6 separate regions of the Mus musculus genome follow, and regions 1, 2, 3, 4 and 5 are each linked to region 6. Evidence: chromatin loops called from intact Hi-C (ENCODE). Cell type or tissue: heart. All regions are shown on one strand. Each heading gives the region's core, and the rest is flanking DNA. Links, peaks and the distances in the headings are about the cores only. Region 1 has its middle 34 kb from the start of Gm36227. Region 2 overlaps Mir100hg (Mir100 Mirlet7a-2 Mir125b-1 cluster host gene). Region 3 overlaps Mir100hg (Mir100 Mirlet7a-2 Mir125b-1 cluster host gene). Region 4 has its middle 13 kb from the start of Gm25401. Region 5 has its middle 22 kb from the start of 1700063D05Rik. Region 6 holds the start of Mir100hg (Mir100 Mirlet7a-2 Mir125b-1 cluster host gene).

Region 1 (4,862 bases), core at 537-4,536, 580 kb after region 6:
CTGCCGTGGGCGCGGGGAACAGGGCGCGCCGCCTCGGCCTTCCTGTTTTGTTCGCGACCCCTATGCACCCACGCAAGGCAGGTTCCTCGCCAGCCAGACCAGGGCTATTTTTAAAACGCTAGCGCCTGTCCCCAGCCCTTAAGGTAAAGATAGCCAGTCTGGCCGCTCACTGTCTTCTCTGAAAAAGGACCTCTTCCCAATTATAGACCCAAGACTGGCTAGCAGGGCACTCGCAGTTGGAGTTCCATTAAGCAAACAACCCCTTGTGCTAAAGAGATCGTGTGTCGCAGGCTCACTTAGAGGAACGCTCATTTAAGGAAGATTGTTTTATTTTGCGGGAGATGAAGGAAACACACAACTCTGGGTTCTGTCGGCACATTGCTGAACTGCAAGTCACGTGCCAGATCCAAAAATGATGAAAACATCTGTTTTTGCTTTAGCCCAGCGAGGCCCCGACGGTGGGGAGGGGCAGGGAAGGGACCGTGGTGGCTTTGCTCATGAGCGCCATCTGCCGAGCCTGCCGGGGAAACGCGTGAGATCCCGGCACAATGCAAGTTGCCGCTCACCCCCGGGGAAAGGAGAGATCAACAGGTGGGGGTCTGTGCCCGGGAGACCACTCTCCTCGGAGGGCAACCCTGGCAGTGCCCTGGGAACTCTGCAACTCTGAGTTGTCTCGGGGTGTTCTCAACAAAGAGATCTTTCCCTGGTGACTGCTCTGGGGCAGAGGAAGAGACCGAGGGTGGCAGCGAATGAATTCTCAGGTTGGAAAGGAAGGCGGTAAGGGGGAGGGGAGGGGCTCTTGGTGTGCAGACAGTAAAATTTGCGGTTCGTGCCGGCTGAAATCTCCCAGAACAAAGAAACCACTTCCCAGCTCCCGCCCTGCACTCCCACCAACCAGCTCTCTTTCCTGCTATGGTTGTGCAGTAGGTCTGAGAATGCTCCAGAGTTCAGAGATACTACTGTCGTCAGGCAGAGCTTGTCCATCCCTTTCTGTGTAACTCGTCCACCCTCAAAAAGCCAGTGGTGGATCCCAGCTCTGAACAGGGACCTCACTGACAGCCATGACATACAACCTTAGCGTTTTGTTCAGTCTTCCCCAAGTTATTCATTGCTTGCCTGCCAAGTGCCTAACACTCCGCACAAGTGTTTGCAAGAAGTATATATGTGTACAAATACGTCAGAGGAAAACGTGTGCGTGTCAGCGTTACACACAATGACAGCTAGGACCTCAGAGGCAGGGAGAAGAGTACAGACTAGGGAGGGATGTAGAATCCACCTTTGGTCTCAGTGAGGAATTCCTTCCCCCAGCCTGCTTCTGCCCTAGCCTCCAGCCCTTACAGATAAGCCATTCTCAGCCTTTCTGGGAACATGGTGTCAAGGGACCATCATTTGCCTCCTGTCACTCCAGGTCAGCCGTGATCCAAGACCCAGGCTCCAGTCTCAGTTGTCTTTTCCTTACCAGATGGAGGTTCTTAGGTGTTACTGGGTAACTGTATGTGCTCCTACGTACCTGCTTTCCACAGGTGACAAGGGGTTAATAGAAAGAGCAAAACACTGGTCAAAAGATGCAGGCTTGCCAGGGGCTCCTGTGTCCCTTGACCGGGCTGGGCTGGTGGGCACATCCTCAGCTCTGGGGCAACATTCCCCAAAGTCTGTCTGTCTGTCTGTACAGTCTGACTGTGTCCTCTAACCTACAAACCGACAGGGTTAAAAAGGAAACTGAGGCTCTGTCTATCGGAGCTGCATCCTTTCCTATCCGTCTTCAAATAAATATAGAAAGCTTGTCCTTTATATGGGTCAGGAACCTGTCTATGATCTAAGGGATTTCAGAAAAAGACTCTTCATTTTTTTTACAGCTAAACACATTTTCTAAGAAGCAAGCCTGTCTGTCCTCCACAGAGCCTGACAGGAGCTATGTCCCCACTGACCATATCTGTTTCCATGGTACCGAGTGAGTTCTTAGATTACTAGGGCCCAAGCTAACCTTCTGAGTCCCTACAGACTCACCTGTCCCCAGCAGCGCTTGGCTCCGGTTCTCTACGACCACCCCATCTCCCCCCACCCCCATTGTCAGGGGCCTCTTTCCAATTCATTTCTTGTTCCAGGCCGTAAAAATGTCAGAACATGAAACTTCCTTTTAGCCTGGCTTAATATCAGTCTAGTATGGAGAGTTTTGATGGATTGTCTTTGTGTTCCAAAGAGGAAACCGTACGCTCACTGTCTCAAATTTCCTTTCTGCTCTCTAGGCCCTCCCATCCCCTTTTCTTTTTCCCTACCTGGTTCTTCAACAGGTCTGTGTTTGGGAGCAGAGAGGGAGGGATGTAAAACTTATTATACTATGTTATCATCTCAGAACTCAGATTTACAATGTTCTTATCAACATCAGAAAACCAAAAATCTCTAAAGTAGACTTCAAAAATGAAACAGTAAAAACAAAAACAAAAACAAAAACAAAAAAAACAAAAAAAAAAAAACAAAACAAAACCTGGGAGCAGTGTTCCCTTCCCGGTTAAGGGTCATAGACCCAAACAGTTGCTTTAGTCCTGGCCAAGACTCTCTTTTCCTAGCATAAAAATAATTTGGTCCCCGCTTGTCTCCATCCATCTTGGTGTGATCCTTCCCACACAGGAAAAAAAAAATAACCTTTGTTCAAAGCTCTGCTCTCCTAAGCTGGGCTGAGTTCTGCAAGATCACTCTCCACACACCACAAGCTCAGCCCCTCCCCTCCAGCTCCAAACAGACCCTAATCCAAAAGCCACTCTTTTAAATAGAGGCTTCTCGTATGCTTAAATTCCTAAATAAAAGGAATGTCGACCGCTACTGCTAGTTTCTCCAGTTAAATCCGATTTTCACTGAAATGCTTGCTGCTTGCTCAAAAATCTGGGCGTGAGCTGCAGGCGAGAACTAGAATTCTCCAGCTATCTAGAGGGCCCTCCAGTGGCCAAAATAATACCTGTCATAAACAAAGGGCTCCAGAGCCAACACTGCAACAAAGACAGAAGGGTGGTCACTAGCCTGTGTGGAAAATCCCACAGAGTACCATCCCCACACTTCGCTCCGTGGAGGTGTGTCTCACTTAAGGGAAGCCAGGACAGACTCTCAACTGGAAGAAGGATGACATTATTTGCATGACAAAAGGACCCTTCATTAGATAAAAGAGGGGCAGGTTTGAATTTCTTTAAATGATAGCCCCCCCCCTATTTTTAAGGGTTCTGCTGAACTGGGGGAGGGGTCTGATGTGCAAATCTCTAGAACATATCTATGGGATCTAGCAGGGTGCACTTGAGCTTGCTCTACTTGACCCACAGATGACATTGCTTTCTACCTGTGAAAATCTCCTAAGTACTGTGACCTTGAGACATGAAGCCAATGGAGGTCCGGGCCCTTGGAGATAAGAAAAGGAGGAGCAGGGTTGAGATCTTCTGAGCCCGGGAAGCCTTTCTAGGGGACTGTGAAAAGGCAGCCAGCTCTGTTGGACCTGACAGACTTACACTTTTCCAGAAAGGGTTCTAGCTCTGTTACAAGTTGGCACACCATGTCACCCAGGCACGCCTGGGTTTCTTCTGATATCACACACCACACAGAGAGAAGACAACACAAACCAGCCACCATTTCTAGGGAGTTCAGATCCCTAGTCATTGTAACAACCTTTGCTCTCTGGAAGCATGGTAGAAGGAGAAGCGAGGGAGCATTCTTCCCACCAAGTCCCTTAATCCCTCTGACTCATCCCGAATCCCTCACCTTTCCTCATTCACATGTGTGAGTGGGTAGCTGCCAAATCCAACCTCCACACTGCCACCAATCAACGTACACACACATATGCACACACGCATGCACTCACACATTCACACTCCTGCGCATGAGCACACGCTCAAACACACACACACACATACACACACAAACAGTGGTTTGCTGGATGCTGGGAAAAGCCAAGGCGAGGCAGGGGTGGAGCGTGGAGCGCTTACCTTTCCCACTCCCTGCTCCATCAGATACTGCTGTCAAATCTCCTTTGTGCCATCATGGTCTATGCTCAAGACCTGATGTCTGTGTTCTCCACACATGTGTAGACTGAGATCATGCCCCCACAAAACGATAGCATTGGGAGATAGAGCCTTTTGGGTCATGAGATTGGAGCTAATGAATAGGATTAGTTCTCTCATTAAAAAAAGATGTACCAGGGACCTGCTGGGGTTGTTTGTTTGTTTGTTTGTTTTTCTCCATTCAAGGAAAAAGCAAGAAGTCTATGAAAGAAGGAGAGGCCCTTGCAGATGCAATCTCCAGAGCCTGGATTTTGAACTTCCCACCTTTAAGTTGGTGAGGAACAATGTGGTTTATAAGTCACCTACCTTGTAGCATTATGTTACAGCCACACCAATGGACTTCCCCAGCTGGGTTTTAATTGTTTTGTATTCTTAGCTGAAGCAAGGATCCAGTACCTGTCTGGATCATCTTCTGAGTCCATCAAGCCCCGGAGAAAGGACATATGGGAAGATGAAGTGCTCTTTGTCACATGAGTTTGTAGTAGCAGGACCACAAACGTCCAAACAGTAAAGGACCAGAGATGGCAGCAAGGCCACCAACCTGCTCTCTAAGCACACCCACTCTCCTTTGTCCACTGCTACCAAGTACACTGGAGCTGCTTCCCAAAGCAGGGGTAGGGCGGGGTGGAGGAACCTGAAATCACTTCTCCTTTCCCATTTTCTGTTCATCTTGTGTCAATCCAGTCTCCATGCAGATTGCATCCTGAAAATCAGGGACACCTATAACTTTCTCCTCCATAAATAAAGCATGCCTCACCCAAGGCCACAGAGAGCTGCAGGAAGACACTTGTGGGTGACACCTATAATGCTAACAATGAGATG
Region 2 (4,862 bases), core at 287-4,286, 86 kb after region 6:
CCACTAAAACTACGCAGCATTACAAATCTGTGAAACCAAACATGGGTTTAACAGATTGCTACGTGTCAGAGTCATACAGTCCATTAAACTGCGTTTAAATAAAAAAAAATTGATAGCCTTATTTATTTTAAAATTAAATGAAAGAGTGCTATCATGTCAAATTGAATCACTCAGACCTCATTTCTATCGAATAGTCATACTCAATGCAGACTGGAAAACAACCATGCAAAATGGGTCTCAAGCTGACCTTAGTGTCTGTCCTCTTCCAGTCTGCTGGGAATGAGTGGAAACACTCCTCCTTTTCTTTGTTAAGATGGGGAGACCCAGTGTAGAGGCTGTGAACCTGTAGCTTTGAAGGGGCATGGAGAGCCTTGAGGCAGGATCTTGTGCTATCTAGAGTAAGACTGCTACAATTAAAAACATGCTGAGAATGTTAAGCATAGAATATTGATGATATTCTAAAGCAATTATCTTCTACTGGAGGTGCAACTGTGCCCATTCTGATTGTAGCTAGCGATGCGGCTTAGGTGCAGGTTGTAGGAGGCAGTGAGTGAAATAACCCAAATGCTCTTCCAGGTGGCGAGTGGCGAGTGTAACAGATCAAGATTTGAGTGTCATTCCTGTGGAAGACTTCTTTGGGATTCGTAAGGGTCAGGATGCTGATTTAGGGGGGTTACAGTGTGACCAATTCGGGAAGACCAGAAATCATTCACAAATGGAAAATTATCGGAGCAGAAAGGCATTTCAAACATATACAATGGCACAGGACATAAAATAACTCCCACCCATACCCCTCCACATCATGTTTCCTGACCTGACACCCCCTCCCCCGGCCCCCTCCCCCTCCCCCCGACCCCCTCCCCCGGCCCCCGAGGTATTGACTTCTCTCTTCTTCGTACTGTTAACTGTTTCTTTTTGTTTTTTGTTGTTGTTGACTCACACTTTCTGTCATTGAAACACCTATGGTGTGGGCATCCACCACGGCAGCAGGTAGGTCATATGATAGATCCAGAACACATCTACTAGTGAAGCAAAACGTCCAGAAGCTTTGGGGAGCCTTGAATGTTGAACAAATGCATTGAATGTTCCACCAACTTTCTCTAAGCCAGGGAGCTCTTTGCTCTCCACGCTTACATAAACTTTGAACACTGGTTTATATAACACTGGTGCTTAGAGAGCTCCTTGCCTGTGTAAGAAATCCCAACACAAAAGGAAACCAAGTGGAAAAACAAGGAAAATTCCTCTCGTTTACTCACGGTTTCCCCCCAAGCCAACCTACACAGCTGAAGAACATCTTTGCCCCCTACTGCTTTGAGGCTCACGGGGTATTGTGTATTTGAGAAGAAGGGCTCTTTTGTACCCTGTACGTCAGGTACACCCCCACCGCCAGCACTTAGAATCTTCTACTGCATAAGGTTCTTAAATTTGTGATACTATAAAAATGAACAAGAACAGCCAGGGCTATACAGAGAAACCCTGTCTTGAAAAACAAACAAACAAGCAACCCCCCCAAAACAAAAAAAAACAAAAAAGAATGAACAAGAAGGACTAATTTCTCTTCCCTGTGGAACACAGAATATGAGGAATTCTGGGTATTTATGTGGGAAGGGAGCCTTTACACTGCCTTTTCCCACAAAGGATGTATTTGGAGACAAGCTTAGAAGGAGAGAGACATTAAAGTTGCTTCTTTTAGTCTCATTAAAGATGCACCTGTGTTTTCTTTCTTGCTGTGGCTATTCAAAACTGTTGCGTTCTAGACTGCCGCCAGTCACGTTAGGTGGGTGTTTTCCTTGTTATTGTTTTGGTTTTGTTTTTTAGATGTGGATGGAACTTCAGAAACTGAACTTTGGTCATGCCCTGTCTCAGAGTTCAGAGTGGTTTGCACCTTTCAGCTCCGGCTTCTGAAATCAATGTACAATGTTGAATCTTGGATTTTCGTGGCACATTTCCTGAAAGGTTTATCTCTAGGCCCATCTTGTTTTTTTCTTTCCCTGAGAAAGACCCACATGTAACTTTGTACCCCACCGAGGAAATGTGTGGAACGTTAAGAGGCGAGCATGGTCTCCGTGGCCTCCCTTGACAATGGTGCTTACTTGCAAAGGCCGGAAGAACACAATGGTTCCTGCTTCCTCTTGGGTCCTGCCGGGTTTGGTTTTTGCTCTCCTGCGCCACCTGCTGTCAGGAGCACCACAGGCCTGCTTCCCGGCTTGCAGCCCTAGCAAGCCCGGCAGGAGCCAGAGCCAAACCCTTGGTCCCAGCAGATGTTGCTTAGGCTGCCAGGTTTCTGTCCAGACCTTATCTTTGTTGCCTCGTCTGGCTCCTAGCTCAGAATTCCAGTGTCCCCAAATGACTTGCCTTGCAGTCACGCAGACCCTGAGCTCACTGGCCAGAAGGAAGGAGTCTGCCAGTTTGAGGGCTGCTGAAGGGCAATTCTTGCTAGCTTTCTGAATGTGTGGTCAGTGGAAACTTGCTTTAGCAGTGAAAACGCACAAACATTTCTTTTGAAAGGGCAACGGGCATATGACATTTGTCCTTTAATGGACTTTCATCACATCCTCAATTTGTACCAATTGACAGCCCCCACCCCCCACCCCTACCCCCGTCCCAGTTTTCTCAAGTTTGATTTTTGGTTCATTGTGTTGTTTAAACTCTTGGGACTTTCCTGCATCCTCACCAATGAGTTAGTGATTTTAAACAAAGGACCACAGAGAGAAAAGGTTTGCTTTTCTTGCCTTCCGATGGTTCCCTGTTCTAGTCTGATCAGCTCTTGACAATAGGTTCTTACACATTTGTCCCTTAAACATATACTTACACATGTAATATAAGCATGGCATATTGGAGGCTCACCTCAAAACGTCACTGTAATGCCAAGACTCTAGCTGATCAAAATCCTCTAGGTATCATTTTCGAGGTAGGTCTCACTCTGTAGCATAGGCTAACCTCCAACTTATGGTTCTCCCACCTTAGCCTGTAGAGTGTTGGGATTACAGGTGTACCTCTGTGTCTGTCTCAAACTTCATCTAAAAAATTCTTTGCTATTTGTCTATCAAAAGGGAAAGGTGGCCCCGAGATCTCAAATGCTCATTTCCAATTTAATTCCTTAAATAAAGCTGACTTTGTAGAATGGCTGACTTCTGCAGTTACTCTGATAAGCGTGAGGCACATGACCAGCAATTGTTTTTTGAAATTAGAAGGGAAAAAATAAAACTCAGAAATATATGCATAAAAGAGACTTGAGATAAACGCAAGTCAGAACTTCCTGAGAGCAAAGGTTACATGATACTCTTGGGAAAGAGAAGAAGTGAGTGGCTGTGCCAGCAAGAGCCCTCGAGCGAGGGGGCACATTCATTTTGCTCAGTAAGCACTTACTAAATTCCTGCTCTGTGTTAGCACTGGGAGGTGCTGGTGTTAAGTACAGCAACTGACCACTGGGAACATAGAGGACAAGCAGACAATTTCCATATACTTTTTTTAAATGGCTGGGAGAGAGCATGATGTCCAGATAAATACACACATCCAGAGGACTGCAGTGATTGGTTGACCTACAACTGCCTTGATTTGAGAAGTCCTTTCAGCTCTTTTCTAGAATGGGATGCTGACTTATAGATCATGTCATCCAACCTTGATGACTTCAAGAGTCTCTGTTTTCTGCTTCTTGGTTTGCTTGTGTCCTTCACACAACAGCCTTCTGTGTATTAGGAGAGAGAGAGCAAAGCAGGTAATCCTGTTTGTCTGCATCCAAGGAATGTGGTCCTTGAAGCATCTTTGAAGCTGGACACCTAGACCAGGAACTCTCCTTGCAAGTCAACATGACATGGAGAGGAAGGAGGGACCCACAACCAGGCTGCTGCTCAGATGAAGCACATGGTAGCTACTCTGAGTTCCAACAGGTCATTTGGCAGGTAGGAAATTAGAGGCTAAAGGACAGGGAGCCACCTGTAAATCTTGGGGAATAACTCACTTCCATGTTCTAGCCTGTATCTGCTCAGACTAGGAACCTCTGAGGGGTATATCCTCCCTCCCCAAAGAGGCACCTTTAAGACTGGGCAGGATGGTGGTGGTGATGGATCAGCCAGTAAAATGCTTTCCTTGCCAGCTTAAGGGTCTGAGTTCGATTCCCAGGATCCACGTAAAAATGTTGGGTGTGGTGGTAGAGGCTCACAACCTCAACTCGAGGGAGGCAGAAGCAGGACGATCTCCAAAGTTCACTGGCCAGCTTAGCCTAAGGAGAAATCCTGTCTTAAAGGGAGTGGCTTAAATTCCCAAGGATGACTTTGGTCTATGTACACAGCACATCTGCATCCTCATGTGCACATGCACCAATACATATACATATGAAAACACACACACACACACACACACACACACACACACACACACACACACACACACACACACACACACACACAATTTTAAAGAGGCACTTGGCAATAGCAAGCCAGTTAGTAATGGCCTGTTTCGATTGAATACCCTGCCAAATGGATTGGCATTAGAGAGGTGGTGCTTCCAGCCTCCTCGGGGGACGTTATTCAATCTATTCTATGGCAGCTGGTGTCCTTGTTGCCCTGGACCGTGGTCAGAAAAAGAAATAGAGGGAGAAACAAAGATTGTGGAGTGGCTGCAGACCCAAGCCCTCCAGGCCCACTTGCCCAGGGCGGGGCCCAGAGGGTTAGTGCCAGGCTCTGTGTGGCTTCTCCACCCCTTCCCAGGCCCCTCAGAGCATCTGCTGGCTTTCAGAGTTGCAGTCACCCTGAATGGGTCTTTGTGTGTGCCCCAGGAGCTGGCTCAGAGGAGCCCTGTTGAAATGCTTTAGCGATGTCTCCTCAGGACCAGGCGTAACCCGGCATGGTGCCCATCTTGTG
Region 3 (4,862 bases), core at 628-4,627, 71 kb after region 6:
ATTGAACTGTAGAGGAAGGAAGAAATCTAGGCACCTTGGGTCCATTCTTTCCTCTCTGCTTGCTCATGACTGTAGATGGATGTAACTAGCCACTTGAGTTTCTCTCATGACTTCCCCTAAAAGGATGGTCTGAAACGTGGTGCTTTTAGATGAGATAAAACTCCTTCCTCCCTTAAGTTGCTTAGGCTGGGGCATTCATTTATCACATTGTCAGAAATAAATACTGAATGCAGTTCTTTCCAGAGTTTTACTGTGTGTGGGGTTGGAGAGCAGAGAAACTCAAAGGTGATGTGGGTAATACTCAGGGATATTAGAACAATGATGAAATGCAGGAGACATGCTGGTTGTAGGCCTGGTGATCAAGCGTTGAGGTTGAATCTACATTGACCTTTGTGTTGCTTGGTCATAGGCTACCCAGGTAATTCCAGGGGAAAAGCTAGAATGGATCAAGAAGCCCAGAGTAACACATCCAGAATGCTTTTGGCTTTAATAATCAACATAGTGGTACCAGTGTGGGGTTTTCTTTTAACTTGGTGGTATCTCTGTGTGTGTCTTTGTGTGTGCTGTAATAAATTTGCAGTGTATTTTTTAATAATGTTGGAAATGATTAGAAAACAGAATAGAGTTGAAAAGTTAATGCTGTCTTAAAGTAAGGCATAGATTTCAGGAGATTTTTTGAGGAAATGATGAAGGGATCAGGTAGGTAAAGGAAGAGGAAGTTTGTTGGACAAACAGACTCTGCTGGTTGCAACAGGCAGGAGGCACAGAGAACTGAAAATAGGCATGTAGACATTTTAGCTTCTCAGTGGTAGGTGGAAGACCGTGGGGATTTTTTTTTTTTTACAAATTTAAATGCAAGTTTACTTTCTTTCATAGGCATAACTATTATCAATTAACTTGTACATGAAATGTTGATTATAGTAGGAAGACCAATGTTTCCATTGTTTTTCTTTTTTTTTCAAAATTTTTTAGTTAGGTATTTATTTTATTTACATTTCCAATGCTATCCCAAAAGTCCCCCACACGCTCCCCCACCCACTCCCCCACCCTCCCACTCCCACTTCTTGCCCCTGGTGTTCCCTTGTACTGAGGCATATAAAGTTTGCACGACCAATGGGCCTCTCTTTCCACTGATGGCTGACTAGACCATCTTCTGATATATATGCAGCTAGAGACACGAGCTCCGGGGATTTTTATTTTCCTGTTTGTATCTGTGTTCTTTATGCAACACAGGGCATACTTGCTCCCTTTCTCTTCCTTAAGACACCTAGCCACTCTGCCTGCTCCCATATTTCATAGTGATTCTTGTAGGAAGCAGGAGAACACTGGTCACTAGACCAAAGCTTGGCTCAGAATCTAGTTCTCTCACAGGAAGGCACCCATTTGGAGAGCTGAAGTTCTGTCTCTTTCCAGTGATTTGTTCAGAGGTAGAAAGATTAAAATGTTTTGAACCCTAGCTCTCAGGGACACCACTTTGCTATGGAACACCCCACCCCCCACCCTCAAGAAGGCATTTCCCATCTGGCACAATGATGTCTATCCAGAGTCACTATCAAACCTGGCTCATCCTTTTGGAAGAAACAAATGAAGGAGGGGAGGGACAGAAGGATGGAGGGAAGAAAGAGGAAACTCAGTATTTTATTATCTGGAAAGGCTATCACCATTCTAGACAGGTTGAATATGTTTCTGCTTGGGAGATCTGCATTTTGCTTGTAACCAATTCCTCCGTTCCATATTTAGTATTCCACAATGCCGGCCTAGATTCAGGAATAAGTCCAAAATGGCTGAAGGACGGCAGGGTTTGATCGGTTGCCTCTCTCTCTATCACTGAAGTTAATATGATGCTTATCTGAGAGCAAAGGCACAGACAGGGAGAAATTTAATGCAAATTTCATCAGGAGTCTAGTGCCACTTCACAAAATATTGATTAGGTGTCTGATTTGCTGTCCCCTGACAATGGGCCATCGGAATAAACCAATGAGGTGGGCTTGACTCCAGCTCGTCATGGTCATTCGATAACACCAGGCAACCAATAAGGAGCAGCTACCTTCTGATTGGGTGAGACGCCGGTGAAGGGGGAAACCATCTTAGCAACAGCAGAAGATACTGCACACTCCCTGCACAGACGCACAAACACAGATAGCATGCCACTAACCTGCTGCTCTGAACAGTGGTTGTTTGTGTCTCCTCAGGCTTTTGTTTTGCCACACCCCCTCCAAAGGACAAATTTCAGTTCACACAGTACACTGCCTACCTGGTTAGACAGCCCATAATCCTTTTTTAATGGAATGCAGGGCAACATTGATTGCTCTCTCAGCCCCCTCCAACAGTCCCCTTATTAAGAATGAACTTTGATCTTCAGGTAACTGCACGGGCTTTGTTCTGGAAATGTTCTGTTCTAGTCTCCAGGGAGCAGGCCACATCATGGCCCTTCCTGCCCAGCATGCCACAGGGAAGGGGCTGTGGTATGGGACTGAGCCCACTGGCTGGAGGTTAGGGTTTTTTTTTTTTTTTTTTTTTTTCCTCCCTCTGCTTTCGGTAAGAATGGCAGAAGGATTTTGTGAGGCTGGAGCGAGCTTGACAGTGCTTGTTATTTTCCTCTGAAACTTCCTTTTTCATTGTTCTATGACCCCAGAATGCAGAGCCTCAAAAGCTTTCCTGTTTTCTCTGTAACATTTGGCAAGGTTTTCCTCAGCTACCAGGCTCCAAGCCTTTGACATTCTCCTTTGAAAGGCTCCCTGCTTCTGTGTTTTTATGCTTCTCCCGGCAGCTCCCTTGTTCCCCTGATGCCAGCAGAAGGAGGCTGCTTGCCAATCCCTGGTTTTCCCCAACTAGCAGCTGTCATGACCTTCCTGCCTCATTTTTATCCCCTAACCCCTGTCCGGGGGCTCAGGAGGTATCTGCAGGACAGTGGGGACGGCAGACGATGGAGGGCGCATGATTTCCAGTCTCGTTTATTCCTGTTTAAACACTCTTAGTTTCTTTGCTCTGGTGCCTGGTTGCAGCGTGCATCCTTGGGTCCAGGAGCATCTGCCCATGGATTATCCAGTCCTGCTGGCGTTCTTACCAGTGCTCCCTGCCGACAGCTGTGATCCTGTCTGGGTAGAGGAGCCTATGAGAGAGGACAGCCTTCCCTCTAGGAGGCACGCTGCCATGTCTTCTGCCAGAGGGAAGGAAGTTGAGACGATGTCACAGGCATTTTTTTCCCCCAGTCCAAGAAGGATTATCTGCTAGGAAACGGTACCAGCTGTTTTCCATCTTCCTGACTACAAAGCAGAGGGGAACAGCATGAAATGGAAACAGAAAGGAAGAAAGCAAGATGTGAAGACCACTTAAAAAAAATACCAGGGTTAAGAGAACCTGGATTCTTTTTTCAAATGCTCATTTGGGTTTCCTTTGGGGATGGCTATGGTATGCACCCATTAGAATTTTGACGAACTGTGTTCTTATTGGTGCAGTGGCGTGAATATGATGAAGGGCTGGAGTGTAGTTCAGTGACCGAGAGCTTGCCTAGCATGCATGAAGCCCCGAATTCAAATCCAGCACTGCAGTAAATGGATGAACAATGACCTCGGCCATGCCGTGGCAGCATCATGTGATCCTCGAGTCACACTGGTCTAGATTTAAGGCAGCTAATGAGAGGGTGTTAGCAAATTCCCAGCTTCTCTCTACCTTTGGAAAAAAGTCTGTACAATGGAAATCACACTATCGTGTCTTTCTAAGTAATATCATTTGTGTGTAAAATGCTAAGCTGTGGGCTTACCTTGTGCATTTACACTAAAAATGCTGAATCTTGCTGGATGTTGTGGTGCAAGCCTGTAATCCTAGCACTTTGGGGGCTTAGGGTAAAGGATCTGAAATTCCAGGTCAGCCTGGACTGTACAAATAAAACACTATTTGAAAGAAGGAAGGAAGGAAGGGAAGGAGAGAGGAAGGGAGGGAGAGAGGAAGGGAGGGGGGAAGGAGATAAATGAGAAAGAAATCGAGACAGTCAAACCACAGACAATCTTGTTAAATCTTCCAATCCTAGAACTCCCCCAGCTTCATTCCATTGCTAGACATATGGCACAGTAGTGCTAATTGATTGAAAACATTCTGAACATCTACTAAAGCCAGACATGAGACTTTGTATTTTAGGGCAAAAAAAAAAAAAAAAAAGGCAAGCAAATTATAAAATAAGAAGCTGTGGAGGCAAGGCAAAAGTTAAGGGCAATGGAGAGCCCAGGGATGTAGCTAGGTCTACACTCATCTAGTGTGGAGGAAGCCCTGGGTTCCATCCCTAGCCCCAGGCAAACCAGACTTTGTGGTTCACACCAGTGATCTTAGGAGATAGAGGAAGGAAGACTAGAAGTTTAACACCTTCAAAGAAAGCAAACTTGGGATACATGAAGCCTTGTCTAGAAGGAGGACAAGGAAGAGGAGGAGGAAGAGAAGGAGGAGGGTAGGAGGGGGCACAAGGAGAAGGAGGGAGCAAGAGAAGGAGGAGAAGGAGAGAGAGGGGGGAGGGGGAGAGAGAGACACTTATGAGGCAGGGCAGCCAGACAAATATATCTAATATGAATAATGAATAGATCAATGATACAACTGTAGATGATGGCTGGACAGAGTTAGTGCCGGTGCCTTGAGGACCTCTGTGACAATGACCTTTGGTGTTTTCTCTTCAGACGGCTGCCTGTGTCCTGTGTTCACTTCTCTGTCTGTGGATGGTGATTTAGCACATACATTTTTCCCTTTCATCTTCCCACTCTCATGCTTATATTAGACATGGATTTGGTTAGACCTGCATCTGTTGAGACGGCTAGCCAATAATAGAAGCCCCACGGGGCTAACACAGTCTGGTTTCAAGAGTGGGTCTCACAAGT
Region 4 (4,862 bases), core at 589-4,588, 49 kb before region 6:
TCGTTAGTGGGATGTCTGAGACAATGGGCGTGTAAATATTTAATTTTTAATCTGTTTCTCATCAACAGATTATTTCTCTAGAAGACTCTATTTCTGCTCTAGGCACCTTGATTCTCAAAGCTAATATACCTAGGGGTTTCTTTGCTCATTAGGATTCATGTTCATTTGCATATCATGTTAGTTGTCCAAGCTTGTTAACAAAGCCTGCAGCTAGCTTCTTCCCATCCCTATCTGCCACACCATCTCAAGATCTGGCGCCTTGCTAGGTTCCCTTCCCTGCTCACTCTTTACCTCAGCTCCCACAAAAGCTTTGTGTCCTGGGTACTCATGCCCGCTGTGATCCATGAATTACTACATAAAGCTGTCTCTTATCTAAACTTTGATTTCAGGAAGTAGTCAATTGGGGTCTGAAGATGTTAAATAAAAGTGCTCTATATGGATAATTTGCAGATTTTTGGTTGCATGGTATTTTTAGTGCCATGGAACTGCATTCAATTCCACTCTCTTCTTCCTTGAGCGTGAGCCTTCCCTTTTTTTTGAGCATTTCCACTTTGTATGCACATAACCAGCTCTCTTGGTGCTAGCGTTCAAATAATCTTTATTTTACTTAACATCACCACCCACTTTTGTTTTAAGGATTAAACCCAGGGGATATGTATGCTAGACCTCCGCCCTATCATTGAACTATATTCCCAGAACTCTTTTATTTTAGATTTTGAAATTTCAGAACAGAGTCTCACGAAATTGCACAGGCTAGCCTTGACCTTGCCTTGACCTCACTCTTGGAGCTCTTCTGGGATTCCTGATCCTCTTGCTTTAGGCTCTGAGTAGTAGGGATTACAGGCTTATGCCACCATGTCTAACTTAGCCAGTATGCTGTTAGTGATTGCTCTACCTTTTAAAAGTAGTTCTTATCGATCTCTTATTGTGCTTAATGTGCAAATGGCACTTTATGACAGCTTTGTGTAAAGGAGGGAGTGCTGAAGCCATATGGTTTCGTGTTACCTGTGATTTCTGGGATGTGTGAGATATCTCCTCCACAGATTTGGGAAGCAACTTATTGGCTGACATTTGAATCTTGGCAAAGGATTGCTCTAGATGAATTGATTCTTTACAAAAGCTGCCCATGACATCCCATGATTTCCTATCTAAATACAGAGGCTTCTAGGGTGTATCCCAGCCATGCCTTCACGACTATTTCCTAACATGTCTCTGATGTTTTTGACTGAAGAAAAGCATGGCCAACCTCACTCAGGTCTTCGTGTTGCCTAGAACAGGAAACTAGATCCAGAGGTCACACTATGTTATGGAGAGAGAGACACAAACATGGGCCCTGGTGAAGGGGGGTGGAGACGTTGTAGGCTAAGACACTACTACAGGCTGAGGGTCCCTGCCCTTTTTGCTGTGCCATGGGTCCTCTCTGACCTCTACGATGTCTTGCCATGAGGATGGTTCAGCCATTCCAAACTCTCTTTTTCTCTGGCTTAATCTAACATCTGAGAAATCCATTTGCTCTCTTTCTCGTACATATAAACACCTTGCAGTGTGTATGTGTGTTGGGGAGGGGGGCTCAGCTTTTTTCTTCCCTTAGAGAAAGCATGAAAACAAACAAAACAAGTCCCATGTCTGAACACTCCCAAAATTCTCAGAATTACAGAAAAGGAGGCACGTGTGAGTGACTGAATTTGTTCAAGAGCAGGAGGCAAGGAGATGTTTGTGTAACAACAGCCTCAGACAACAGGACCAACCAGAAGCACAGCATGGCTGTGTCATGGCTACAGGCCCTAGGAGAAGCTGGCTTTCTTGTCAGGTTTAGACAGATACCTTTTGTCAATCATGGATCAATGCTGGCCAGGCAAGCTTTGTCTCAGAGGCTTGCGAGGATAATGTTTCTTTGTAAGCGTAGTTTCTTTTGCCCTTTTAAACTCTAATGTCATTGTTTTTCAAACAAAACTCTGTGTGTGCTTTGCTGGAGCTTGCTGGATAAGTAAGCACTGTCATTTAAATGAGTATTTAATGTTATATAACTGTCATTTGGCACTTATAAACGGGAATCTGAAAATATCAGGTGGATAATAAAATAGATTTCAATATCATTCCTCAAAAAGGAAAGTGCCCTCTGTTTTTGTTGTGAATGCTGTCTGAGGCTTCCCTCCCCACGTCCCCTCTTCCCTGAGTAACAATCTTGTCTTCCAAGACCGTCAGAAAAATAGCCTATTTTTAAATTTTTAGACTTTCTGTCTTAGGGAAAGGGAAAATATTGTATGGAAAGCAACAGTGGCAGCCGCAGCAGCAACAACCACAACAATAAGAAATACCTGCCTTACAGTGTCGGCTGAATGCCCACGGATGCAATGCGCATGTTAGACACATCAGGCTAAAATGGATTCTAAGCGTATTCTTAGATTAGATTTAGTTACACAGCATTTTAGAGAGAGGTGACAGGTAAGCTTTCAAAACTGGTAGGCATTTTAGTTCATTGTAGCCAGAAGTTAAAAATAATTGCAATGAATTTTAAGTCACAAGAAAAACCTTCCTTCTGACCTGGCTCCCAGAGCTGGCTGGAGAAAGGCCTTTATCCAGGCATTTGGGACAGCTCTTTCTTTAGAGAAAAAGCCAGCCGTCTGTTTTTCTTCTCTCTGGGGTAGCTGCCATTTCGGACAGGCAGGCACAAAGCCGGGAACATAATCAAGGGCAGAGAAAACTCACCCCATGTTCTATTTGTCATGCTGACCCGCAGGTCATAACCTGAAAGTTTATGGATCAGGGAGACAAGGCCTCCCTGGAAGTCTGTTTTCTGGGCTTTGGCTGATGCTAAGTTCCTGACTTCTGAAAGAGGGGAGGGTGTGGACTTCCAGGGCTAGCCAGTGGGAAGGAAGTAATATTCATTAAGAGTGTCTCATGCAAGCCGCGCAGGCAAGCATGCTCAGTGTAAATTCTCCCGGAGTCTGTCAGCTATGTTTGAACTCAGTCCAGCAGGGCTGCCTTTACTTTTTTTTTTCCCTACCAGGAAGAATGCTCCATTACATTGTGCTTTGCCTCTCTCTCTCTCTCTCTCTCTCTCTCTCTCTCTCTCTCTCTCTCTCTCTCTCTCAGAAGATCAGTAACAATGTTATTTTCTGATCAGTTCAGTAATACAATGCCCTCTGATGTTCACACCAGCATCTCACTGGAGAAGAAAAGAATGTTGTTGGCTACCTGGGACCAGAAGACTTCTTAGGTCAGTAGAAGCTAATCAAGTACTCTCAAGGCTTCCAGAGTCAGGAGTCGTCTTTTCTTAGTAGTTCAGGGAACTGACAGCAATTTAATTGTCTTTTCAACTGGTGGGTGTTCATATACCAATATTTTTTTTCCCACGCGAACTATGGTTTTCTTATGCTAGAGTGATTTTCCAAAAACAGGGAAAGATATATCTTTGGATTAATTTGCATTTGAAAGAAACTTTTTTTTTTTGGTACAGGAGTTTTCTCTTTCTTCTTTCTCTTTCTTCTCTACTGCAAATTATATGTTTTTCAAGTAAATATTGTGGTGAACCGATGTAGCAGTCACAGTCAAATGTGGATGTGGTTTGCATGGCATTAATTCTTGGCAAGGGTGGCTTTCATGAAGTTAGCTTTTGTGCTGCCAAAGATAGAAGGGAGTTAGCTTATTTCTGTCATTGTTTCTGAAACTTTTGGTAGGTTTGGAGGCTGAATTGAGAACCCTTGGGGATGGGGGGGAGGGGGAGAGAGAGAGAGAGAGAGAGAGAGAGAGAGAGAGAGAGAGAGAGAGAGAGAGAGAAGAGCTTTTTTCCTGTTTAATGTGCAAAAAAATGTCTTTTTAAAAAAATATTCAACTCTCTGCTTCTCAGGAACGACTGTATCTTTTTAAGAGTATGTGTAGTGATAAAGTGTAGTTTTGGAGGGAGATAACCAGCAGAAGGCAGAGACAGTTTGTAATGAACAATTTAAATCAAGATCCTCATGGGAACTAGATGCAAGCCAAGAAAAATATCATGTGCTGTGAACTCACTGATTTACTGAGGTTTGCACCTTTAAATCTTTTTTTTTCTTTCTTTCTTTTTTTTTTTTTTTTTGAGAAAGTGGATCCAACTTTAAAGCATTGTTCTGTAACATCAGGTGATGATGATGTCACACTCAGCAGAGCAAGCAAGTGTGCAAAGACAGTTCCTTTAAAAATATCTGAGGGCTGGGCTTAGGAAACTACACGGCTTGAAGGGAGACTGTGTCCTGAGCTATTTTGCAATATTATGCACAAATCTTTAGAGCAAAGGGGAATTTTTTTTTCCTTTTCAAAGCAAAAGGGCAAGTTAAGTATTATTGATTTGTCTGGGATTAAATATTTGCTGGCATCCAGTACATCACAGGCTACCAATATGTAAGTCAGACGTGCCATCTATTCAGGGCACGTAAATGAAAGCTCTTGCATTTTCATAGGGTCAAATACGGCAGCACCAGCTCCTAATTACCCTCTGCTCCCAGGAAGGCCTGAGAGAGGCGGGGCGTGTGGTCAAAGAATGCATGGCCTGTGAGCTGACCTTGTTCTCTTAACTTATGTCTATCTGCTCTTAAGGGGCAGCAGGTGTGGAGAGCTGTGAGTCACAGGACCTCAGGGGAGATCAGGAGGGAGAGGCAGATCCACCCTGGCTGGGACTTATGCCCCCATCCAGTGCTCCAGAGAGGACTTCTGCTCTTGGATCTAGTCCTGGAGCTCTTTGAAAGCTGCATCTGCCTTTCTGTTTCTCCAAGTTAAGGTCGGTCTTCATGGATGGATGGGCTTTGTTTGATGAAGACCATTCTCTAAGGCAACAGTGAGGGTCCTTCAGGCTCCTTTGCTTCCCTCTAACTTATGGCACCTTTCTT
Region 5 (4,862 bases), core at 340-4,339, 150 kb before region 6:
GTTCAGATTCCATTGAGAGAAGGTACCTTGTGCTGCTGTCGAAATAGCGATATTTGATATTTGCTGGGGGTTGTGCTGGCCAGGTTTTTAAAAAATTATGTTATTTTATTTTACTTTTTAATATTATAGCAGACAGCAAGGGTCACCTTTATACACAGAACTTCTGGATGTCTTCTAGAGCCAAATAGCACCTCAGACACTTTAAGACATTCATTGCCCAAGCTAATGAAGTGGCACAGCCAGAATCCAAAATCACCTTTATCTGTTTTCCAGATGGCCATTCGTTCTAATGTCCATATTAACTGTATTGGCGCAAAGATAAAAGGGCGTGTCTGGGGACCACAGAATGCTCTGGTTCTTCTGCACACCCTCCAGGTGTCTCCAGGAACTTCCTAGTTCCTCTTCTTGAGGGGCTTATTCTTCTCTGACTCAGCCAGGGTTTATTGAGTGCTGAGTTAGGTGCTGTGCTGGGTGAGGCCCCTCAGGCAGCTCAGTTTCTAATGGGGAATGGATATTGCATCTAATGTATCTTTCTAATATATCGGTGGGCAGACAGGTCTCTGTGTTGTGTTTCATTCCCACAGTGAAGACTTTCACTACCGGCCTGGATGGAGTTTTGCACCTTCTGCAGCAGGTCACCTGCTTTCCCCACACCAAGCACCACCAGCTGTAGATTAACTGTAGTCCTTTCCGGTGTGCAGGGAGACCCTGGGGTGTGCAGATATAAACACACATGGATACATAGCTTCATGACTTAAGTTACTGTTCATCTCAGGCACCGATGTGTCTCCTGCACCATATATCAAGGGGGCATATAATTCTTCATTCATGATAAATTATCCAGAAAGGCTAAATTCCATCAGATTCAGCCAGAATTTATTATCTGACGCTGAAGAACAAACAGACCGTCATTCCCCAGCTGCTCAGAACATATGTTTGAAGGGAGATTGGGGCCCCTTTGGTCCCTCTGATCCTCCCTGGATCTCAGAGCCAGACCTTCTGAGCATCTTCATTGGACTTCCTCTCAAGAGCGAGGACACCGAAAATGAGTCGTGTTTCAGCAAGATGCAGTTCACAGACTTGGTTTGAGATCTCCACTCTTCCGTCGGGCATCTCATTTCCTGCAACGTTGACATTTGTCTCCACACTGCAGGCTGGGCAGCTGCCCTTCTTGTGGTTTTGCCTTCCATCTTGAGGCACTGTGCCTGACCTGTTTGCTCACCAGCTCAATAACTTAGCTTCATCCCAGTGGATGAGATTTGACCAATACATTCGTATGCCAGTGCATCTGAGAACCACTAATGGGCAGAAACCAGATTTTGATTTTTATCCTGTTTTGTGAGCCACTCTAGCTTATGCGTGAGCTTATTCTCCCCGAATCATGCTATAGTTCAGCAATCATTGATGACCCTGGGTTATATAGCCAACAGTTTGGAAGATCCCAATCCTGCTTTCAGTAGTCTTCCAGCCTAGTATCTCTTGACTGTAAAACATCCAGTGATAGATAATCCAGCCAGCGTGGGCTGCCCCTTGTCGCAACGAAATCACTTCTAGGTAGTTATTTCACATCCAAATGAGCATCTTTTCTTTTCTTCCCCCATCTTAAATCATTCTACCTGCCTCATTAACTCCCGTTCAGCCCCCAAATACCCAAGCAAAGCCCTTCCATTTATTTAGACAGTCTCTGATTGCATTTCTTCCCCCTGACTGGAGTGATGACTCTTACTTGAGACAAATATGGAACTCCTTACTACACTCGATGGCAGTTGTTTTTTCCTGTGCACACCCCACTAGTCTGCAGCATTCTGAGCTCAGTAATTATAATTTGCATATGAAGTGTGCCCCTTGTCAAGGATCACATGTGAAGGGCTCTATTCTCAACGCGACAGTCAACAGTCGAGCGAAGGGAAGATGACTGGTTCCTGAGGACTCGGAACTAATCTGTAGATCAGTCCATTCACAAGCTCATAATATGATGGGAGTTGGTAGAGATAGGAGGGAAGGCCACACTGGAGGAAGTAGCCTCTAATGATGTATTAGGAGATGTATTTTGTCTTTATTAAGTCCCTTCCCATCTCCTATCTGTCCCAAGGAGGGCCACTTTGCTCTTTGCCCTCATGTTCTGCCTCACCAAACACTGGACTGGAACCAACAGATACCAATGACAGTGGACAGAAAGATACAAATCTGTGGGCCAAAATAAACCCTTCCTCTCTTATGTCATTTCCTCAGGCATGTGTCATGGTGCTGCAGATGTGCCTGACACTCCCACACCCTTCCATCCTTCACCTAGAACTCTCAGCAGTGGAAGTCCCTACAACAGTGCTGTACCGTGTTGCTTCTCAAGCCGAATGCATTCAGCAGTATTGACGTCCTTGATACTATTTGGTTTTGAAGACAAAATCAATTCTGTTAGGAGGGATGATCTGGAAAGTGTCCCCAAGTGGCATGTTCTCATCTGACATCATCACACGAAGATTTTATCAGGCAGAGAGATGAAGAGGTCATTTCTAGCAGTGGAATTAACACAAGCCACTTGGGCACCAGGGCGGGGTCTGGAGTGGATTAAGAGCTGAGGGAGCTGTACTAAATAAATGATAGGCCATGGAGCTCAGATCGTGGGTTGGAAACTTGCCACTGGCTATCTCTGCAGGATTGCTTGGATTCAGCAACTATGGAGTCCATCACCGTCGTCGTCGTCCTAGACGCTGTTTACAAGAGAAATCGTGTCCTATTGTAGACTGTCTTCTATGAGGACAGGAATATTCTGAGACGTTGCAGATTTTTTTTGTCTCCCGGCTCTGCCACTGGAGGTCACTGTTGTACCATCGAAATGAGTGAGAAGCCCCGCCTGATACCCTTTTGAAGTTGGCTTCCGCCAGGAGTGAATACAATACCCTCTGGGTAGCTAGGAAGTCCCGAGGTGCAGGCTTCTCCCTGGCTTCGTGGAAAAGTGGCCTGGTGACCTGCAAAAAATGACTTCGGAAGAGCGATGTCCGTCTGGAGAGGGACTGCGGGTGGGAGAGCGGTGCTGGGAGGGAGACGTCTGTATCGCATTAGTCTGCGTCTGGCGGGGAGGGGCTGGAGGCCCTGGCGGGTCAAGGCAACTGCTCCCTGCTGCTTTCTGGCGCGAATGTGGAATCTGGTAGTGATTAGAGAAGGTTATTGTCTTGGGAGTGCAGGGAGATCGGTAGTAATACTGCTTTGAGCGTTTCTGACCCCATCTTAGAAGGCCTCTCCCACGACTCTCCTGCTGGGCTCTGATTTTAGAGCCACTAAGCAAAGAAAGACAAGGAAAACTGAGGCCTATTCCTTAAGCCTATCCACTCCCCGGGGCTTACAGGGGACACTCCAGGAGGAGCACAGATGAGAACACACATCCCTAGACAGAAAACCCCAAGTAAGCCTCTATTTTTCTTAGCCCTCCTTCCTGTGGAGTGAATATCATTTGGTCCATTTGTTATGAGAAGAAACAGAGACTTGGAACTGACATTTGAACCCGAGTCTTTTGAAATATAAAGAGAATGGATGGTAAAATAACTACTTGTGGTTACTGGCTAAGAATTCTGCCCTTGAAAATTTGGAGAAAGAGCTCCTCCCTGTGCAGCTTCGACAATAACCCACTTCAAGGCGAGCTGAAGCCAGGGTACCTTTTGGCGGCACCTTTTTCTTCTTCTTTTTCTTCTCTCCTTCACTTTCTCCCCATCTCTTCCCCTGGGTTTCACTGCATACCTCAGGTTGACCCTATCCCTTCTCTTCTCCCCACGTGCTGGGATCTGACGGTCGGGCTACTCCTAGATCAGAGTGGCTCTCTAATAAGTCATAATCTGTTTATAGCCATTCATAAAAGCAGAGTGCTTCTGTGCACATTAGCTAATTTGGCTCTTATAATAACTGTCTTATCCCCATTGCCGTAGACAAAGAATCTGAGACGCTGAGGAATTAATTTGCCGAAGGTGCTACAGTCAATGATGAAATTCAACCTCGGATCTTTTTGCTCTAAATACAGCACCCACTGCCCATCACCCATTGCCCGATACCAGTTAGTCTCCAGGTAAATATTGGGTGATGGAGTGATGCTGTGTATAATCTAGCTAGCAATAAACTGATCTTAAGTTTAGGTAGCATTTTATCTCCGAAGATGGTGCTCCAACCCAGGAAGATTACACTGGAGACCCTGCCTCAAGGGGACGGAAGACTTCTGAAAGTTGTCCTCTGACTTCCGCATGAGCGCTGAGGTGCATGAACACACACGCGTGCGCACACAAACACACACACACACACACACACACGCATACAGACACACACAGACACACATATGTGTGTGCACACACACAACTCATGCACGCATGCAAGAATGCACGCAGTATACCCATAACCACACATACACGCAGGCATGTGCACATATGCATGCGTATACATTTATTGTGTGTGGATGAGTGCTCCCATGCCATGACTGGCATGTAAGGGTCAGAGGGCAGCTTGTAACTGGACTCAAATAAATTTCTAAAACTTTTTAAAAGGGTGAAGATTACAATTTATCTATCTATGTATCTATCTATGTATCTATCTATGTATCTATCTATGTATCTGTCTATGTATCTATCTATGTATCTATCTATGTATCTATCTATGTATCTATGTATCTATGTATCTATGTATCTATGTATCTATGTATCTATCTATCTATCTATCTATCTATCTATCTATCTATCTATCTATCTATCTATCTTGCAGTTCACACAGCTCTGGGGTGATTAATACATCTTCTTCCTGTTCCAGAGGTACCAGATTTAGAAAATAAGAACCCAGAACTCCTAAAATTAGATTTCTTATGGGGTTATTGAGACATGTATGCTAAC
Region 6 (4,862 bases), core at 356-4,355:
CATCTTTCCCAGTAGAAATGGCTGCTGTTGCTTTATGGCTTTGAAATACGCCACTAGACCTGGGTCACAGCATCCACTCCTTTATGCAAATGTTTTCCCACTGAATTTCATGCTCTATTTTAAAAAGTGTACCAGTTCGTGTCAAAGATAATAAGATCAGTTATAGGGGTGAACAGTTTATAGACTTTTCTATGCATGCTATCTCATCTAACACTTAATAAAGTTAGACTATACTCCCCTCCCCTTTTAAAGGGTATATCATTTTTAATAATCAAATACAATTACATGATTTCTCCTTCTCTCTTCTCTCTTCAACTCCTGCCACACTGCCCTCAGTCTCTCTCAGATCCATACCTTCTTTTTCTTAATATTATTACCAGTGTGAGCACTCATTCACATAAACACATAAATACAAACAATCTGCTGAGTCCATTTGACGTTGCTTGTGTGTCTATGCCTTTAGGGCTGACTACCTGGTGTTGAATTGACGTTTAGGGTGCTCGTTCTTGTGCTTTTTGTGAATTTCTGAATATTTTGAATATTTTTCAAGCTCCAGAAAGGCAGGGCAAGGAGCACTTTAGACCAGCCCTTCTGTGCCCTGCCACAGGGAACACCAGCTTTGCTCTCAGGCCAGTCTCTGGTGACAAAATTGTTTAGGCAGGCAGTGTTGCCCTGGCATGTCCTTCACTGTGATAATCTGGCTTGTGGTAGAGCTCAGAGAGTATCTTTGCTAGTCTGACATTGCTCTAGCCTTTCCTCTGTTCAGACTGTCACTGAAAACCAAGATCAGGGTTTTGGTGGCTCGGGACTGCCTTCCTGGGCAGAGAACAATGGCTGCCCCTCCCCAACCCGCCCATGCTGCAACCAGCACGTCAGGATTCTTTGTACCAAAATCCCAAGCAAAGATGCATTTGTTCAGATCCGTGGTGTTAGAATATTGCAGTGTCTTGTGACAGGAAGGCGAGGCTCAGCCTTGATAGCACCATCTCCTCACTTGCTCGATCCTCACAACAGTGGCTGGAAGGGCAAAGAAAGCTACAGGGCTCATTTTTGGGCCGGGGAATGGTTGCCTGGCATGCTTAGAGAATCCATCTTCCTAAGTGGTTTTCCTTTCCAGTCACGTTTTACTGCTGAAGTTAGTCAGCGAATTAATAGCTGCAGAAAATGCAGAGCTCTTTTCTTATTACATTCTATCGATCTGATTGCAGTGCCATTAATTGAAAGACTCGGGAAGTGTGATGGGGAGTTGAACTCTGGATTCTCCCTGCCTTTGGGTCCAGATCTGTCTGAAAGGAGCATTTTGGTCTGACGTGAATTATTCTTTCTTTGTCAGTTCTTGTGAGAGCTTTATTCAGGCCTTGTGAGATTTACAATGTGAAATCGTACACTGTCTCTGCCCTTAAAGGAAGAGGAGAACTCAGAGTGTGTGTCTGTGGGCTTTCTAGGAGTTGGGAGTTAACCCATTTTGGACAGCTCTCTTTCGTAGATTACCTACATATGGCAGAGAGGAAAAGAGAGACTCCCCAATGTGGAAGGCAGACATTTTGCTCATGTCTTAAGCAGTTTTATTTACAATGTTGCATGTTACAAGGTTGCTTTGGCTTATTTCCACTCCCCATTCTCAGAATATATGAAACCCCAGAGACACTGGTATGTAGTTAGAGATTTTGTTTATGGTTATCTTGCTATGTTGATTGCTTAACCTACTCTTCCAAAAGATTTTTTTCCCATAAATTCAAATTAACTTGAGAATTTTTACATACATCAGGTATGTCTGCATACATATTTCATAAGTACGTTAATATGAAAAATTTAAGGGGGTCTTCTAAAATATGTCATTGGGGGCAAAAATCTCCAGATCAGATTAGAACACACTAGACTTGGTTGCTTTGGTTCACAAAGTAATGCCCAGGTATTTGTGTAGTAGTTTATTGTATTTTAATGAGATGAGAGTTTATTATTTAAAAATTTCAGGCTAGATACCCAGATTTTCACAGCACATTTAAATCTACCACAAAGGGTCACTCATCTTTATTTTTTTTTTTCTAGAATAATATGGTTTGGATGCATTGAAAAGTTTAGTATGTGTTATTAATAACACATGTCCAGCCTAATGTTTTTATTCTTCTGGGCGGGCCTATGCTAGAATTTTCTTCCCCAAGGTGTGTCTGAATCCTGCTAATGCTTTCAGCCTGCAAAGACAGGAAGTGCACACACGGCCACAGCACATGACCCTCCTTCTAGAACACATCTTGAAAATGTTTCGACTGCTTTCTGAGCACAGGGACAATGGCTTATGGTTGGGGGTGGGTGTGCTCTTCTCCTGCCTGACCTTTGGCTTGCTGAGAGATGTGTATGGCTACCCTGGGCTCTCTCAGCTGCTTTCAGGCTGCAGAGAAGGCGGCACCCACATTGGGAAGCAAAAGCTGTCGCAGGCTGCCTTGCCCATGACAGCGTGTCTAAAAATACATCCACCGAGATGCAGGCATATGCTCGCGCCTCGGTGTGAAGGAGCTCTCGCCTGTGTTTCTTGCTATCCCCATCTAAATGCTGGAGCGAGGAGTTAAATTATTCCAGAAGGCCCGCCAGGGTCTGATTTGCCACTGTCTGCTTCCTCGTTGCCTTTGAATGGGACCCTTGATCCAAGGCTTTCAGAGACCAGCCGGTGCTGATGGGGGTCCGTGACTTGGCGGTGGCGCCTGTTTGCTCCTTCTCTGTCTCGAGCATGGTTTTCTATCCTGCCGGGGAGGGCGAGAGCGCTGGGCAGAGGTGGCACCTGACCCGCTAGAACTCCGATGTCACTGCTGTGGCTGTTACTCCCCTCGGCAAGAGTCAAGGCGCACGCAGGACGGTGGGTCACCTCGCTGGCTATTTTGCACATTTCCTTTCTTCTCCTCAACCTTGTTAGGTTTTTTTCTAAGTGCCCAGGGGTTGAGGGGTTTTCCTAGCCCCTCTCTATCCTCGATCTATTCTGATTTGAATCTCTCTCAGGATTTGTAACACTTCCTCTCATTAGGAAAGCTTTGCTAGACTCGCATTCCCTGTCTCTGTAAACAGGGTTTTTTTTTTTGTTGTTTTTTTAATGATTTGTTGTTTTGGGGGTCTCTCTTTTGAATGTCAGCTCCAAATGTCTTAGCTTCTGGGGCTACCTCACACACTGAAACGGTTGTTGAGCTATTGTACCCGAGAGGAGAGGACACAGAAATGGCTCTTTAGAATAATAATCTCAAAAGGGAGATGAGAAAGACCCCAGAGGACAGCCTGTGCTCCTGCTCCAGCCTGGCTGAGAAAAGGGGGTCTCCAGGTGAGACTACTGTCTCCTTTACAGAGTCAGAGAGCGTCAAGATACTTTGTGTCTCATTTAAAATGATTTTAATTCTAACAAGAGGGACTAATGAAAGAAATCCCATTTCCCATGTAGGAGAAAGGAGAGGCACAAAGCACACATATGAAGGGCTCCAGAGCACACCATTCCTCTGGAAACCGGAAAGTGAGGGAGAGCGATTGTTACCTAGTCTCTCTCTCTCTCTCTCTCTCTCTCTCTCTCTCTCACACACACACACACACACACACAGAGTTTCAGAGTAGCAGTATTTCTGTGTCCTTGGCCACCCAAGGCAGTGCATTGTTTTTCCAAAGGTTATGTGGAGGTTTTTGTAAAACGAAATAAAAAAAAATTATTTATTTTATTTCAGACGGTGAGTAAGCTCAGAATGCATTCAGTACTAACCAATACAGAATACAGACATGCCCAACATAAGCTGTTATTCTCCACGAGCAACCAAACACCACAACACACACACACACACACACACACACACACACACACACACACACACACACACACACACACCCTCCCCCTCAAACAAACAAACCCAATGTTAGCCAAAATCCAGACTGCCTGTAAATCTTGAAGTGTTTTCCTCTGTGGAGAAGAATGAACCTCCCCGGATGCTTTTCTGCAGCTGAACATTTTCTATTGCTTTTCTTCTCTGCTCAGTCTCCCTTGCCTCTTTCTTAGGAGCCACTGAGACAAAGAACAGTTACTTTTAGCTCCTCGTATCAGCTGGCTAAAATGGAGAAAGGATCAAATACGCTGTAAAGAGAGGCATTTTTGGTTTTAGTTCAGTTTAACGTATCTTATTTCCAACCATGCCCAGGAAGCACATGAGTTTATGGATGTGCCATAGCTAATTACTTGACTGGGTCTGTTCATAGCCAGAATAGGACATAGATTTGAGGGGGTAAGTAAAAGGCAAAACAGAGAGGCGCCGCTGTGTACATCCTGTGAGCTGCGCGATGCAGCTGCTGGAACGTATGCATGTCTTTCCAGCTTTGTCCCTTCAGAGGCGTTGAAAGTCTCAGCTAGTGCTGACTAATTGATATTTGTAGTCACGGTGATAGGCTCCTCAGGTCAGACGCGCATGCAGATGTGTGTGTTGATGCAAATACTAAGGAATACACAGGCTCACTTACACGGGCAGGTGGTCTCCGTACCAATGGAAGTGTGGTGGAGGTGATGGGGCATACAACAGAGGGAGAGAGAGAGAGAGAGAGAGAGAGAGAGAGAGAGAGAGAGAGAGAGAGAGAGAGAGAGAATGAATCACCCTGCAAACAGTTCTAAAATGCATCCGCAGATGCAGGAAGCTTCAGAGCCATCCAACAATTCAAGACACCCTTGTTTTTTCCTTCTCTGCGGGACGCCTCCATCCAGACTATTTGCAAAATAATAATAATAATAATAACCTGGACAAGGTGAGAGCCCTGCATCTTAGCTCAGAATCCATCTGGTTTCCTTCCCCTCTCTGCCTTGTGTTTCTCAGCTCATTGTCCATGCATCAGATGGCAGCCACCCTTGCTCT

The links. A loop is a pair of places that touch in the nucleus more often than their neighbours do. Peaks named below come from ENCODE experiments on the same cell type or tissue, not always from the same donor. Only the 100,000 strongest peaks of a DNase experiment are listed, where the experiment ranks them.
Region 1: it touches region 6 in a loop (2.9-fold over the local background); 9 of 42 quality-filtered maps call a loop at or near these places.
Region 2: it touches region 6 in a loop (5-fold over the local background); 11 of 42 quality-filtered maps call a loop at or near these places.
Region 3: it touches region 6 in a loop (2.3-fold over the local background); 8 of 42 quality-filtered maps call a loop at or near these places.
Region 4: it touches region 6 in a loop (4-fold over the local background); 4 of 42 quality-filtered maps call a loop at or near these places.
Region 5: a loop joins it to region 6, with 2.7 times the contacts of the local background. A loop is called at or near these places in 12 of 42 quality-filtered maps.

What each region holds. Positions count from the first base shown.
Region 1 is chr9:41,950,822-41,955,683 of GRCm38, forward strand. No RefSeq gene overlaps it. Among named protein-coding and RNA genes, the nearest start is that of Gm36227, 34 kb to the left of the region's middle. RefSeq lists an enhancer at 1-3,704. In heart, for the core only: a CTCF peak has its summit at 2,935 (motif pointing left); a DNase peak (open chromatin) is centred at 2,970; H3K4me3 peaks cover 1,394 bases; H3K27ac peaks cover 2,987 bases.
Region 2 is chr9:41,459,748-41,464,609 of GRCm38, forward strand. The region is part of intron 3 of Mir100hg (Mir100 Mirlet7a-2 Mir125b-1 cluster host gene); the gene reads left to right. Among named protein-coding and RNA genes, the nearest start is that of Mir100, 69 kb to the right of the region's middle. In heart, for the core only: no CTCF peak of the experiment used is centred there; a DNase peak (open chromatin) is centred at 2,274; H3K27ac peaks cover 1,074 bases.
Region 3 is chr9:41,444,585-41,449,446 of GRCm38, forward strand. The region is part of intron 3 of Mir100hg (Mir100 Mirlet7a-2 Mir125b-1 cluster host gene); the gene reads left to right. Among named protein-coding and RNA genes, the nearest start is that of Mir100hg, 70 kb to the left of the region's middle. In heart, for the core only: no CTCF peak of the experiment used is centred there; a DNase peak (open chromatin) is centred at 3,077; H3K27ac peaks cover 2,739 bases.
Region 4 is chr9:41,324,156-41,329,017 of GRCm38, forward strand. No RefSeq gene overlaps it. Among named protein-coding and RNA genes, the nearest start is that of Gm25401, 13 kb to the right of the region's middle. In heart, for the core only: no CTCF peak of the experiment used is centred there; a DNase peak (open chromatin) is centred at 2,886; H3K4me3 peaks cover 1,532 bases; H3K27ac peaks cover 2,124 bases.
Region 5 is chr9:41,226,069-41,230,930 of GRCm38, forward strand. No RefSeq gene overlaps it. Among named protein-coding and RNA genes, the nearest start is that of 1700063D05Rik, 22 kb to the left of the region's middle. RefSeq lists an enhancer at 1,834-4,477. In heart, for the core only: a CTCF peak has its summit at 2,816 (motif pointing right); a DNase peak (open chromatin) is centred at 2,973; H3K4me3 peaks cover 925 bases; H3K27ac peaks cover 2,015 bases.
Region 6 is chr9:41,373,826-41,378,687 of GRCm38, forward strand. It overlaps Mir100hg (Mir100 Mirlet7a-2 Mir125b-1 cluster host gene), which reads left to right and starts at 2,701. Exons shown (of 5, transcript NR_131928.1): 1 at 2,701-2,851. In heart, for the core only: no CTCF peak of the experiment used is centred there; DNase peaks (open chromatin) are centred at 2,356 and 2,696; H3K4me3 peaks cover 1,488 bases; H3K27ac peaks cover 2,925 bases.